Linked DNA regions of Homo sapiens: all the other regions are linked to region 2. A link is a contact called in ENCODE Hi-C or POLR2A ChIA-PET data. All regions are on one chromosome and are shown on one strand. Each heading gives the region's core, a stretch centred on a gene start or an enhancer-like site at or near the end of the contact. The rest is flanking DNA. Distances are from core to core; before and after follow the strand shown. Region 1 holds the start of BRD2 (bromodomain containing 2). Region 2 has its middle 20 kb from the start of HLA-DQB1. Region 3 overlaps TSBP1-AS1 (TSBP1 and BTNL2 antisense RNA 1).

The links. Hi-C counts contacts between places; a loop is a spot of excess contacts on that map. ChIA-PET counts read pairs that join two places held with the same protein, here RNA polymerase II (POLR2A). Pooled maps may share reads with other maps.
Region 1: a loop to region 2 is called in a pooled map, with 4 times the contacts of the local background. The contact joins the promoter of BRD2 here to the enhancer-like site in region 2. A Hi-C loop is called at or near these places in 3 of 37 single-sample maps with no recorded cell type and 4 of 50 pooled maps. POLR2A ChIA-PET finds 5 or more read pairs at or near these places in 5 of 52 experiments (GM12878, HEK293, T-cell and 2 more).
Region 3: a loop to region 2 is called in a map of B cell, with 2.7 times the contacts of the local background. The contact joins two enhancer-like sites. A Hi-C loop is called at or near these places in 1 of 168 maps with a recorded cell type or tissue (B cell), 2 of 37 single-sample maps with no recorded cell type and 4 of 50 pooled maps.

What each region holds. Positions count from the first base shown.
Region 1 is chr6:32,966,228-32,970,364 of GRCh38, reverse strand. BRD2 (bromodomain containing 2) reads right to left here and starts at 1,771. Exons shown (of 13, transcript NM_005104.4): 1 at 1,309-1,771. It overlaps LOC124901302 (a long non-coding RNA gene), which reads left to right and starts at 1,844. Exons shown (of 3, transcript NR_190904.1): 1 at 1,844-2,220. RefSeq lists enhancers at 1-538, 1-856, 2,155-2,694.
Region 2 is chr6:32,684,506-32,688,068 of GRCh38, reverse strand. No RefSeq gene overlaps it. Among named protein-coding and RNA genes, the nearest start is that of HLA-DQB1, 20 kb to the right of the region's middle. Within about 2 kb of position 2,313, at least 3 of the 41 ENCODE cell types and tissues checked have a DNase peak (open chromatin) inside an H3K27ac peak, as active enhancers do; they include B cell, where a contact is called at or near this core.
Region 3 is chr6:32,270,022-32,273,654 of GRCh38, reverse strand. The region is part of intron 1 of TSBP1-AS1 (TSBP1 and BTNL2 antisense RNA 1); the gene reads right to left. Among named protein-coding and RNA genes, the nearest start is that of TSBP1-AS1, 17 kb to the right of the region's middle. Within about 2 kb of position 2,079, at least 3 of the 41 ENCODE cell types and tissues checked have a DNase peak (open chromatin) inside an H3K27ac peak, as active enhancers do; they include B cell, where a contact is called at or near this core.

The DNA of each region.
Region 1 (4,137 bases), core at 522-3,021, 280 kb before region 2:
GAGGGCGGGGGAAAATGAGCGTCAGGAGAGCAGAGTCCCCTTCCCCCAGCCAGGGATCAGGCCCTGGCCCCCAAAAGTACAAGCGGCCCCGTTTGGGTGGCTGCAGCATGGAGGGCAATGACACAGCAACTTTGCAGAGGCCTTTTCCCCTCCCCCTAGCGGCCCAACCTCCCAAATCTGCTTTTCTCCACCGGGGCTCTGCAGGCCAGGACAGAGGCCCATCAGGGGGCCGGCCATGGAATAAAAACTTAGGAGGCTGAGAAAATACTAGGCCTTAGGAAAAGGGCAGCCAGACATTGCTCTCGTTTATTCCCTGCATTCCGGAAAATCACTGCCTCCCGATCCTCTATCCTCCCTTCCCCCACATGAGTCACCAGGGAGGCTACTGCTACTCAGTAATTTGGGAAAGTAACTCTTTCCTCCTTTCCGTTCCCTCCCCCGCAGTACACAAGGAGAGAACTGTTCAGGACTGGGGGAGGGGATGAGGGAGGCGATGGAAGAGGCCACCCTGGAGAAACCCGAAACCTTGGGAGCTGTGAAATCATTCCAGGTCCCGAGCCTCCCTCGCATCTCAGACCATGCTGTCTAGACCCCCTACTGCCAGCACCCACCTTGGGCCTGGTTTCTGTTCCTAAGCAGACCTCAAGCTTTCAGCTTGTAAGCACCCCAGCCTGGAGTAGACACGTGCTCAGTAAAGACCCTACAGGGGCAAAAGGCCCCACAGGCCGTGTCCACGTGAATGCACACAAATTCGGTAAGCGACTCGAAGCGTAACCTCCAGCCTGCGGTGTGACGACTGGAGCTCCCCTACCGCGGACACAAAGGGCGCACAGCAATGCTCCCTCCAGAGGCTCTGGGGAGAAAGGAAGTTGGCGCCTGGGAACAACCTCAGTTCACAACATGGGTGGCCAACTCCTAAAGCATTCACATCCACGGGTAGGGGCCACAGCCACCACTCCTCAGCCCACCGCCAGGTCACCCCTCCCTCGGCCGCCGATGGATCCCTTCTCACCTGGCTCCCGGCTGCTGTACCCCCAGGGGACGAATGGAATAGGGGGGGCCACACCGCCCCCTAACCCCTTTGCCCTCCAATGGGTACGGAGGCATGAGGCTGGCCATTCCCCTCCCCCCCCATGGCCCTCTCCCGCTCGCCCCCCCTCCACGCTCCCATTGGCTGTAAAAGGTTTGAAGGACAAATCTTCCCACTCTCAGGATTCTTTCCTGAACCCCAAGAATCCCCCTCCCGGACTCCCCACCATTGGTTAAGCACTTGACTGACATCTCCGCCCCACAAGGGCCCCTTCTCACCTGGATCCTAAAGCCTTCCAGGGGGCCTCCAAAGTTGCCCTCGGCTTGGTACGGGGTATGTAATCCGGGGTGTCAACCCCCCCCCAGAAAACGAAGCCGTGCTGGGGGAGGGGGCGTAGCCCCCAGCCCCTCCCTTCCCGAACGGGCTGGGGGGGTGGGGAGAGCATCGGGGCCGCGCGGCCACGTCAGCAGCACCCAGATTGGCTGACCGGGGTCACGTGCCCGCTTCCCCCCCACCCCCCGCCTTTCCCCCAGCCACGAGGACCAGCTTTCCGAACGTTCCTGGGGGTCGCGCCAAGGGGCCAAGGGGGCCGCATGGCCCAGGCCTATGTCCCGAAACCCAGAGCGCTATAACGCTGCTGCTTGTCCATATCCCCAGCTTCCTATCCCGCAGTCCTGGACTCTGTCCCCCCCACTCGCCTCTCCATACGAGTTCAGCATGGCTGCCGCAGACCAGGAACACACACAGCGCAGGCGCAAGGGTGCGCCCTGACTGGGGGAGGGGGAAGGAGGGCCAGAGGCTGCGGGGAGAGCCGTAGTGCGCAGGCGTCCGGACCGGAACCGCATCTCCGGCGGCGGGGCTTGGAGCGCGCGCTTTTCGTGGGGCGGGAGCCCGCGCCCGGGTGCTGACCTCCTGCCTCAGCGCCCCCTCCCCCACTACCCGCGGCCTAGCGGGGTAGCCTCGGGTGGCCAGGCTTGTTTCCTCCTCGGTGGGTGTAAGGTGCGGCTTCGCTGGTCCTGGCCTGAATCCAGCGGAAGCGCACGCTGCTGAGCTGTCAGCGGAGGAAAATGGGGCCTGGACCTGGAGATATGAGGGTCTGGAGAGAGGGGCCCCTTCCCTGGTGTCGTGTGGTGCGACCACTGGAGAGGGAGTTTCTCGCCCTCGTCGCGCCTGCCGCGCGGAGAGATAAGGTGCGGACCGCAGATGTGGACTTCGTATTTGGCTTTAGTCTTAGGCAGCCTTAAAATCTCTCCGTGCCGTGAACCTACGCTAGACTTTTCTTTAGTGAGACCTGTGAGTCCCTGGACCGCTCTACCTTCTACGATATTTACCAGCTGATAACTTTTCCTTCTCTATTTATTTCGTAGTGGACCGTTTAAACCTCTTATACTCTTAAAGTTATGATCTCTCCTCTCCCAAGCTTGAGTGAATTCCCCCCAAAATTTTGGAACTGGTAACATAAAATGTTATGGTGATTCAGTTGCCAGCTAAAAAGTAAGCCTTTAATTTGTCATTAGCCGATAACCTCTCCCTTGATTACCCAGAGTATGGTCCAGATTTTCACGCTGCAGACCCTAATCTCTCCTCACCGACAGATGGCACTTCACAGAACAGAAAGGCCAATTTGCAGAACTGGCTTCCCATTTCCCACCTGCAAACTGGGTCAATTGTGTATTCCTTTCTCATTTCACTAGAGGTCCTCCCTTCGGTTTGAGGAAATCCTTTACTATTGACCTGGTCAACCTTCTCTGTTACCCGGAAGCTGTCTTCCCTTCTCCCCCTTTTGACCTTTTTAAACTTTTCTCTTGGTTTCCCCGCTGACAGAAAGATAACAACCCTCTCAATATCGTGCCCTCTTAGAGACTCATGTCTCTCGGCTTCCTTGCACAGCCAAGACCTGAAATTGAAATTATCCTTACTATCTCAATTCTTTGTCACATTCTCTTTCCCCATCCCCACTCTTCAAGCTACCTCTGTCAGGCTGCTACCACCAAAACTTTTCTGGCAGATGTCACCAAGAACCTCCTAACTGGCAAAGTCAGGAAGCACTTTACAGTTCTCACTTTATTTGACCTCTGAGGCATTCGACATTTGATCATGTTTCCTTCCTGACATTCTCTCTACCCTTGACTTCTATACCACTCTCACTTGTTTCTTTTCCTATTTGTGTAACTGTTCCTCTCCAGTCTCAGTAGATTTTTCTTCCTTAGCCCCTTTTTATGTGTTGATATTTGCTGTGATTCTTGTTTGCTTCTAATTTTGTTCAACTTCTCTAGGTAATCTGACTCCATGGCTCAAAGCCTCTGAAGTCTGAATCTTTAGTTCAGACAGCTCTCTAAGCTAAACTTTCTACTAAATATTCCCACTGGGATAACTCTCAGACACCAGTATGTTCAAAATTGATGAAATCACTATACACTCTAGACCTGCTCTTTCTCTTCTGTTGTCCTGAGTAATGGTGGCTGTTTAACCACAAAGTCTGTAATCTGGGAGCCTGTTCTTGATTTCCTTTTCTCACACCCTTACAGACTCATAATTTTGCCTCTTAACTATCCATCAACTCACCCTTCTGTCCTAATTCTATCACCTGAGCTATACCAACAGTCTCCTAAATTATTTGCTAGACACATGGCTATTTGGATTTAAATTAATACAATTTTAAATTTAGTGTCTCAATACACTAGCCACATTTTAAGTTCTCAATAGCCACATGTGACTAGTGGCTGTCATATGGGAAAGCACAGATTATTGAACATTTGTGTCATTGCAAGAAGTTGTTTTTTTCTTTCCCTGATACGGAGTCTTGCTCTGTGGCCTAGGATGGAGTGCAGTGGCGCAGTCTTGGCTTACTGCAACCTCTGCCTCCCGGGTTCAAGCAATTCTGCCTCAGCCTCCCGAGTAGCTGGGATTACAGGCGCCTGCCACCACACCCGGCTAGTGTCTGTATTTTTAGTAGACACGGGGTTTCACCATGTTGGCCAAATTAGTCTCGAATTCCTGACCTCGTGATCCGCCCGCCTCAGCCTCCCAAAGTGCTGGGATTACAGGCGTGAGCCACTGCGCGCGGCCTCATTACAAGAAGTTCTGTTGGACAGTGCTGCTTTAGA
Region 2 (3,563 bases), core at 1,064-3,563:
ATAAATGGTAGATTTATTGCTTTCTACCTAAATATTATATCAATTTTGATTCATGTCTTTGAGGATATTTTATTAGATGCACCTATATTTATAGTTGCTATGGACCTCAGTCATATGTGGAAATGAATTCTGCCAACAGGCAGTGAGCTTGGAAGAGGACCCCAAACTCAGATGAGAATTACAATGTCTCTGTGACTTGAGTCTTGTGACATCCTAAGCAGAAAGCCCAGGTGAGCTCTGCCTAGACTTCTGACTTAGAAAGCTGATGTAATAAATGGGTTTTGTTCTAAGCTTCTGCATTTGTACTAATTTTCTGTGACAGTGGCTAGAAAACTAATACAATATATTTTGCTCATTTAAGGTTCACGTACTGCACTATAAGCACTTTCTTTTAATATAGCGCAATGCTTAAAAATTGATATACATTTCACATATTAACTCTTGATTTTTCATTTAAGTTGTGGTTGTATTTATGATGATTTAAAAATATAGTCTAACAATATTTTTCTATATGGTTTCTTTCTTTTGTTTTATTTAAATCATTCCAACACTTTTTAATAAAATAAATATTAACATGTATCTTTTTCTGTATTTTGAGTTCCTTCTTGATTTACATTTAAACTTTTAATCTAACTCAATATCATCTCTGTATGTGTGTATGTATGAGCTCTTTTTATTTTCCTACTAAATAACCAATAGACCCAACATCATTTTTAGTAAATTTCCCTCATTCCACTGAATAAAAAGTCCACTTTTATTATGTACTACATTTTTAAAAATTTATCCAACATAAATTCAGGATAACTTGTTCTGTTCTTGAAAGCAGTTCTAATGTGGCATTCTTTAACAAGCAAGAGTAAACTTCCCAGTGCACCATTTAAAACACTCCAAACCATTATTGCAATCTCTTGAAAAACATTGAATTAGAATTGTGTTTCTAATACCAAGGAAAATGATTTAAAATTCTCTTAAAATAACTTTTTCTTCTAAAAATTTCACCTGAGAATGTCTTCACCCACCAGAATTTCCTCACCACTACGCTGCTTTCTCTTCCATTCCACATAGGTGCCATGTTGTTCAAGTATATTGCAAAAACTTGCCTCCTAACCCCTTATATCTCACGGACTTCCAATCCTCATCAGCTACAGTCCTTTACCCCACAAACCTGGATTGACTCCAAAAGAGTGAAATGGGTTCTTCTGTGCCTCAAAGAAATGAAGAATATAAACTATAACACTGGAAGCTTCTTCGAAATATGTTTATGTCCCATCCCAAAATTTTCTCAAAAGTTTAGTAACTTCTAGAAATAAAATACGGTAGCCCCACCTTATCCATGGTTTCACTTTCCATAGTTTCAGTTATCTGTGGTTAATCACAGTTTGAAAATAGGGGTGTATAGTACAGTAAGACATTTTGAGAAAGAGAGGGGACCCCATTTACTTAAGTTTTATTACCGTATATTGTTAAAATTGTTCTATTTTATTATTAGTTTTTGTTTATCTATGACTGTGAATAATTTATAAATTACACTTTATCATAGGTTTGTATGTGTATGAAAACATAGTACGTATAGGGTTTGGTACAATCCGTGGCTTCAGGCATCTACTGTGGGATCTTGCAGTGTATCCCCCATGAATAAGGGGAGACTACTATAAATACAATTTCGATCTCGTTAATCATAACATAAATTTGGATCTGCTTCTGTGCAGTCAATGTTGTTCCACAGTTGACTTTTTTTTTTAGTGGCAGTAGAAACATGTTTTAATTGTTTAGCTTTATAATTATTTGTAAGCATCTACTAGAGCAACACCCCCTCATTTTTATCAATAGCTATTTTTATATTTATTATTCTTGAAAAAAATTAGAAACATTTTGTTAACAAAACTATCTTATTGATATTTAGATTAAAGCATCACAAAGTCTATGTATTTTGTTTGGAAAATTGACACAAATTGTCTTGTTCAAGAATGTGGTACTTTTATTTATCAAACTTTTCTTCAGTAAACTTCTTCTATTCTTTTCTGTGGATTGCACACATGACTAGTAGACGCTTTGATATTTTCTATGTTTATTGCTCTTTTAAGTGATTTTTTTTTTTTCTGTAACAGACTTACTGGCTCAGTCAGCCAGAGACAAATGATGCTGCTTCACTTCTTCTCATTGGCTGGCAAGGAAAGTACTTAGTGGTTTAACTCAAGCACAACTTCTGTGAATCTTTTTTTTTTTTTTTTTTTTAAAGCAGCATCCCGTATTTGGTTACACTCTGGTCTAGTAACCACTTCCTTTGGGCAAGACAACCTTCTCCACCTGCAAGAGCCAGGCATGTGATTAAAAAAATTTCCTTTGTGGTCACTTAGTTATTATTCTTCTTGCTTTGAGTGTTTGGTTGCTAGTTTCATGTACACACTTTCCACTAAAGCTGTTCTTTACAACTTGTTATAGTAAGTTTTGATTCACAGAATATTTTAGGCTCATCTACAATATAATAATTTCCCACAAATGTAAAGAATATAAGTTTGTACAGTTCTAAATATCAGTAAAACAGCATGGAGCAGAGTGCTCGTATTTAACTTCAAAAAAGGTAGTATTTCCATAGGTGCTTTCAGGATAATAAAAATTGATTTGATTGATATAGACTTATGGGACAATATGTGAGAATCAGGCTCTGCTCTAAAGGATAGGAGAAAGGCGGGCAGGGAGTACTTAATATGGTTTGAATTCCAGACACACAACCTAGTTGCCTAATTTGGCCTCATCCACCAGCTTGAATATTTTCGTGAGATTCTGTCTTACATCTCTGGTAATACTAAAACAAAAAATGAGGACCATTTCAAGTAAGTCTAGCTCAGGAGAAACCATTAAAATTGTTATATTCTCTGTTTAATTTTTTCTACAATTATTATTTCTTCTTTTTATATTAATTAGAATAGGCCAGACTGCTACAATAACTAGACTTGAAAGTGTATGAAGGCTGAAATACAGTAGAATTTTATAACTCACTAATGTAACAGTAGGAAGATACTGATGATTTGTGAGTAGCTCTTCTCAAGCTGGTGATTCAGGGATCCAAGCTGCCATACTCTAATATGGTGCCTCTCATTTTTTTTCCTGTGAAAATTAACATACTTTAATTTTTCTTCAAATAGGGAGGTCAGGAAAAGTGGCCAATTGTGATCTAGAAGATTAAGGCAAGACGGTTAGTGAAATTTACAACAGTGTCCACTACGTTGTCATTATGGCTGTAACTAATATTCATCTCCCTCCATCACAAGCCGCTCCTGATTCCCCTCATCCTCTGAATTTAGTATAGTTTGTTTTTCTGTTTGAGTGACAGAGACAACTATTCCAGAAAGGTCTATACAGTTATTTACCCTGTCCTTGCTGGATTGATTGTTTTAGTGTCTACTGATGGTCATTACCATGCATAAAAGTACTAAAAGATATCGTTGTATTTCCTCTAATTTGTTCCTGAGGCATCTCTCGTAATAATGGCTATCAACTGTAGTCCTCCTCTAATGAAGGGAAAAGTAATATGCATGGTCTCAACAACCAGGACTACAGTC
Region 3 (3,633 bases), core at 830-3,329, 410 kb after region 2:
CCCAGCTATTTATCTTTGTTTTTATTGCATTTGCTTTTGGTTCTTGGTCATGAAATCCTTGCCTAAGCCAATGTCTACAAGGGTTTTTCCAATGTTACCTTCTAGAATTTTTATAGTTTCAGGTCTTAGATTTAAGTCCTTAGTCCTTCTTGAGTTGATTTTTGTATAAGGTGAGAGATGAGGATCCAGTTTCATTCTCCTACATGTGGCTTGCCAATTATCCTAGCACCATTTGTTGAATAGGGTGTCCTTTACCCACTTTATGTTTTTGTTTTCTTTGTCAAAGATCAGCTGGCTGTAAGTATTTGGGTTTATTTCTGGGTTCTCTATTCTGTTCCATTGGTCTTTGTCCCTATTTTTATACCAGTACTATCCTGTTTTGGTGACTATGGCCTTACAGTATAGTTTGAAATCAGGTAATGTGATGCCTCCAGATTTGTTCTTTTCCCTTAGCCTTGCTTTGGCTATTTGGGCTCTTCTTTGGTTCCATATGAATTTTAGGATTTTTTTTTCTAGTTCTGTGAAGAATGATGCTGGTATTTATATGGGAATTGCATTGAATTTGTAGATTGCTTTTGGCAGTATGGTCATTTTCACAATATTGATTCTACCCATCCACGAGCATGGGGTGTGTTTCCATTTGTTTGTGTCATCTATGATTGTTTTCAGCAGTGTTTTGTAGTTTTCCTTGTAGAGGTCTTTCACCTCCTTGGTTAGGTATATTCCTAAGTTTTTTTGATTGTGTGATTTGTTTGTTTGTTTGTTGCAGCTATTGTAAAAAGTGGTTGAGTTCTTGATTTGATTCTCAGCTTGGTCACTGTTGGTGTACAGGAGAGCTACTGATTTGTGTACATTAATTTTGTATCCAGGAAATTTGCTGAATTATTTTATCAGTTCTAGGAGCTTCTTGGAGGAGTCTTCTGGGTTTTCCAGGTATACAATCATATCATCAGCAAACAGTGACAGTTTGACTTCCTCTTTACCAACTTGGATGCCTTTATTCTTTCTCTTGTCTGATTGCTCTGGCTAGGACTTCCAGTACTATGTTGAAGTGGTGAAAGTGGGCATCCTTGTCTTGTTCCAATTCTCAGAGGGAATGCTTTCAACTTTTCCCCATTCAGTATTATGTTGGCTGTGCGTTTATCATACATGGTTTTTATTACATTGAGGTATGTCCCTTGTAGGCTGATTTTGCTGAGAGTTTTAATCATAAAAGGATGCTGCATTTTGTCAAATGCTTTTTCTGTGTCTATTGAGATGATCATGTGATTTTTGTTTTTAATTGTTTATGTGGTGTATTACATTTATTGACGTGCATATGTTAGACCATCCCTGCATCCCTGCTATGAAACCCACTTGATCATGGTGGATTATCTTTTTGATATGTTGTTGGATTTGGTTAGCTGGTATCTTGTTAAGGATTTTTGCATCTATGTTCATCAGGGATATTGGTCTTCAGTTTTCTTTTTTGTTGTTGTTATGTTCTTTTGTTCTTTCCTGGCTTTGGTATTAGGATGATACTGGCTTCATAAAATGATTTAGGGAGGATTCCTTCTTTCTCTATCTTGTGGAATAGTGTCAATAGGATTGGTACCAATTCTTCTTTGAATGTCTGGTAGAACTCAGTTGTGAATCCGTCTGGCCCTGGACTTTTTTTTTTGTAATTTTTTTATTACCATTTCAATCTTGCTGCTTGTTATTGGTCTGTTCAGGGTATCTAATTCTTCCTGATTTAAGGTAGGAGGGTTTTCTCTTCCCAGGAATGTATCGATCTCCTCCAGGTTTTCTAGTTTATGCACATAAAGGTGTTCATAGTAGCCTCAAATGATCTTTTGTATTTCTGTGGTGTCAGTTGTACTATCTCCCATTTCATTTCTACTTGAGCTTCTTTGGATTTTCTCTCTTCTTGGTTAATCTTGCCAATGGTCTATCAAGTTTATTTATCTTTTCAAAGAACCAGCTTTTTGTTTCACTTCTGTATTTTTTTGTTTCAATTTCATTTAGCTCTGCTCTGATCTGGGTTATTTCCTTTCTTCTGCTGGCTTTGGGCTTGGTTCTTGTTTCTCTAGTTCCTTGAGGTGTGACCTTAGGTTGTCTATTTGTGCTCTTTCAGACTTCCTGATGTAGGCATATAGGGCTAAGAACTTTCCTCTTAGCACCGCCTTTGCTGTATCCCAGAGGTTTTTGTAGGTCATGTCACTATTGTTATTCAGCTTGAATAATTTTTTAATTTTCATCTTGATTTCATTGTTGACCCAATGATCATTCAGGAGCAGGTTATTTAATTTCCATGTATTTGCGTGGTTTTAAAGGTTCCTTTTGGAGCTGATTTCCAGTTTTATTTCACTGTGGTCTGAGACAGTGCTTAACATAATTTCAGTTTTCTTAAATTTATTGAGACTTGTTTTGTGCTCTATCATGTGGTCTATCCTGGAGAAAGTTCCATGTGCTGAAGAATTGAACGTATATTCTGCAGTTGTTGGGTAAAATGTTCTGTATATATCTGTTAAGTCTATTTGTTCCAGGGCATAGTTTAAATTCATTGTTTTTTTGTTGGCTTTCTGTCTTAATGATCTGTCTAGTGCTGTCAGTGGCGTATTAAAGTCCCCCACTAGTATTGTGTTGCTGTATATATCATTTCTTAGGTCTAGTAGTAATTGTTTTATAAATTTGGGAGCGCCAGTGTTAGGTGCATATATATTTAGGATTGTGATATTTTCCTGTTGGACAAGAAATGCCACATTTTAAAAATAAAAATTATCAAACTGGATTAAATGGCAATATAAATGTCAGTTGATAGGATAGTTAATACTATACTCAACAATGTAATGAAGAGTAAGAAAGGGCTGGGCTTTGTGGCTCATGCCTGTAGTCCCAGCACTTTGGGAGGCCCAAGGGAAGAGGGGCTGGCTCTCACTCCCCGCATCGCGGGGGGCGCCTGAGATAAGGTGGATCACCTGAGATAAGGAGTTCAGACCAGTCTGGCCAATATGGTAAAACCCCGTCTCAACTAAAAATACAAAAAAATTAGCTGGGTGTGGTGGCGGGCACCTGTAATCCCAGCTACTTCGGGAGGCTGAGGCAGAAGAATCGCTTGAACTCAGGAGACAGAGGTTGCAGTGAGTCGAAGTCACGCCATTGCACTCCAGCCCGGGCGACAAGAGCGAAACTCTGTCTCAAAAAAAAAAAGTAAGAAAGAACTCAAACTTATACGTAGTGATCATGACAATAAGGAATTTTGTCTGTGTGAGCTCTGAAAATTTTATAAAGTTTTTAAATATGGAGTTCATGCTTAGTGATTGAGTTATTTAATGTCAAATGATATCTAAGCATTTATTTTTAACATTTCATTAATCAAGTACACAATATGTATTTAAGGAATTATGATAAAGTAAACCAATCTTCTACCCATATCACTATACCTATTTGATTCATCAAAATTTGTCCTCCCTAAATTCCATGTTCTGCAATGTGTTTAGAAATAAATAGTAAGGCATGGCGCCACACACCTGTAATTCCAGCTACTCAGGAGGCAGGGCAGGAGGATCACTTGAGCCTGGGAGTTTGAAGCCAGCCTAGGCAATATAGTAAGACCCTGTCTCAAAAATTAATTAATTAATTAATTAATTAATA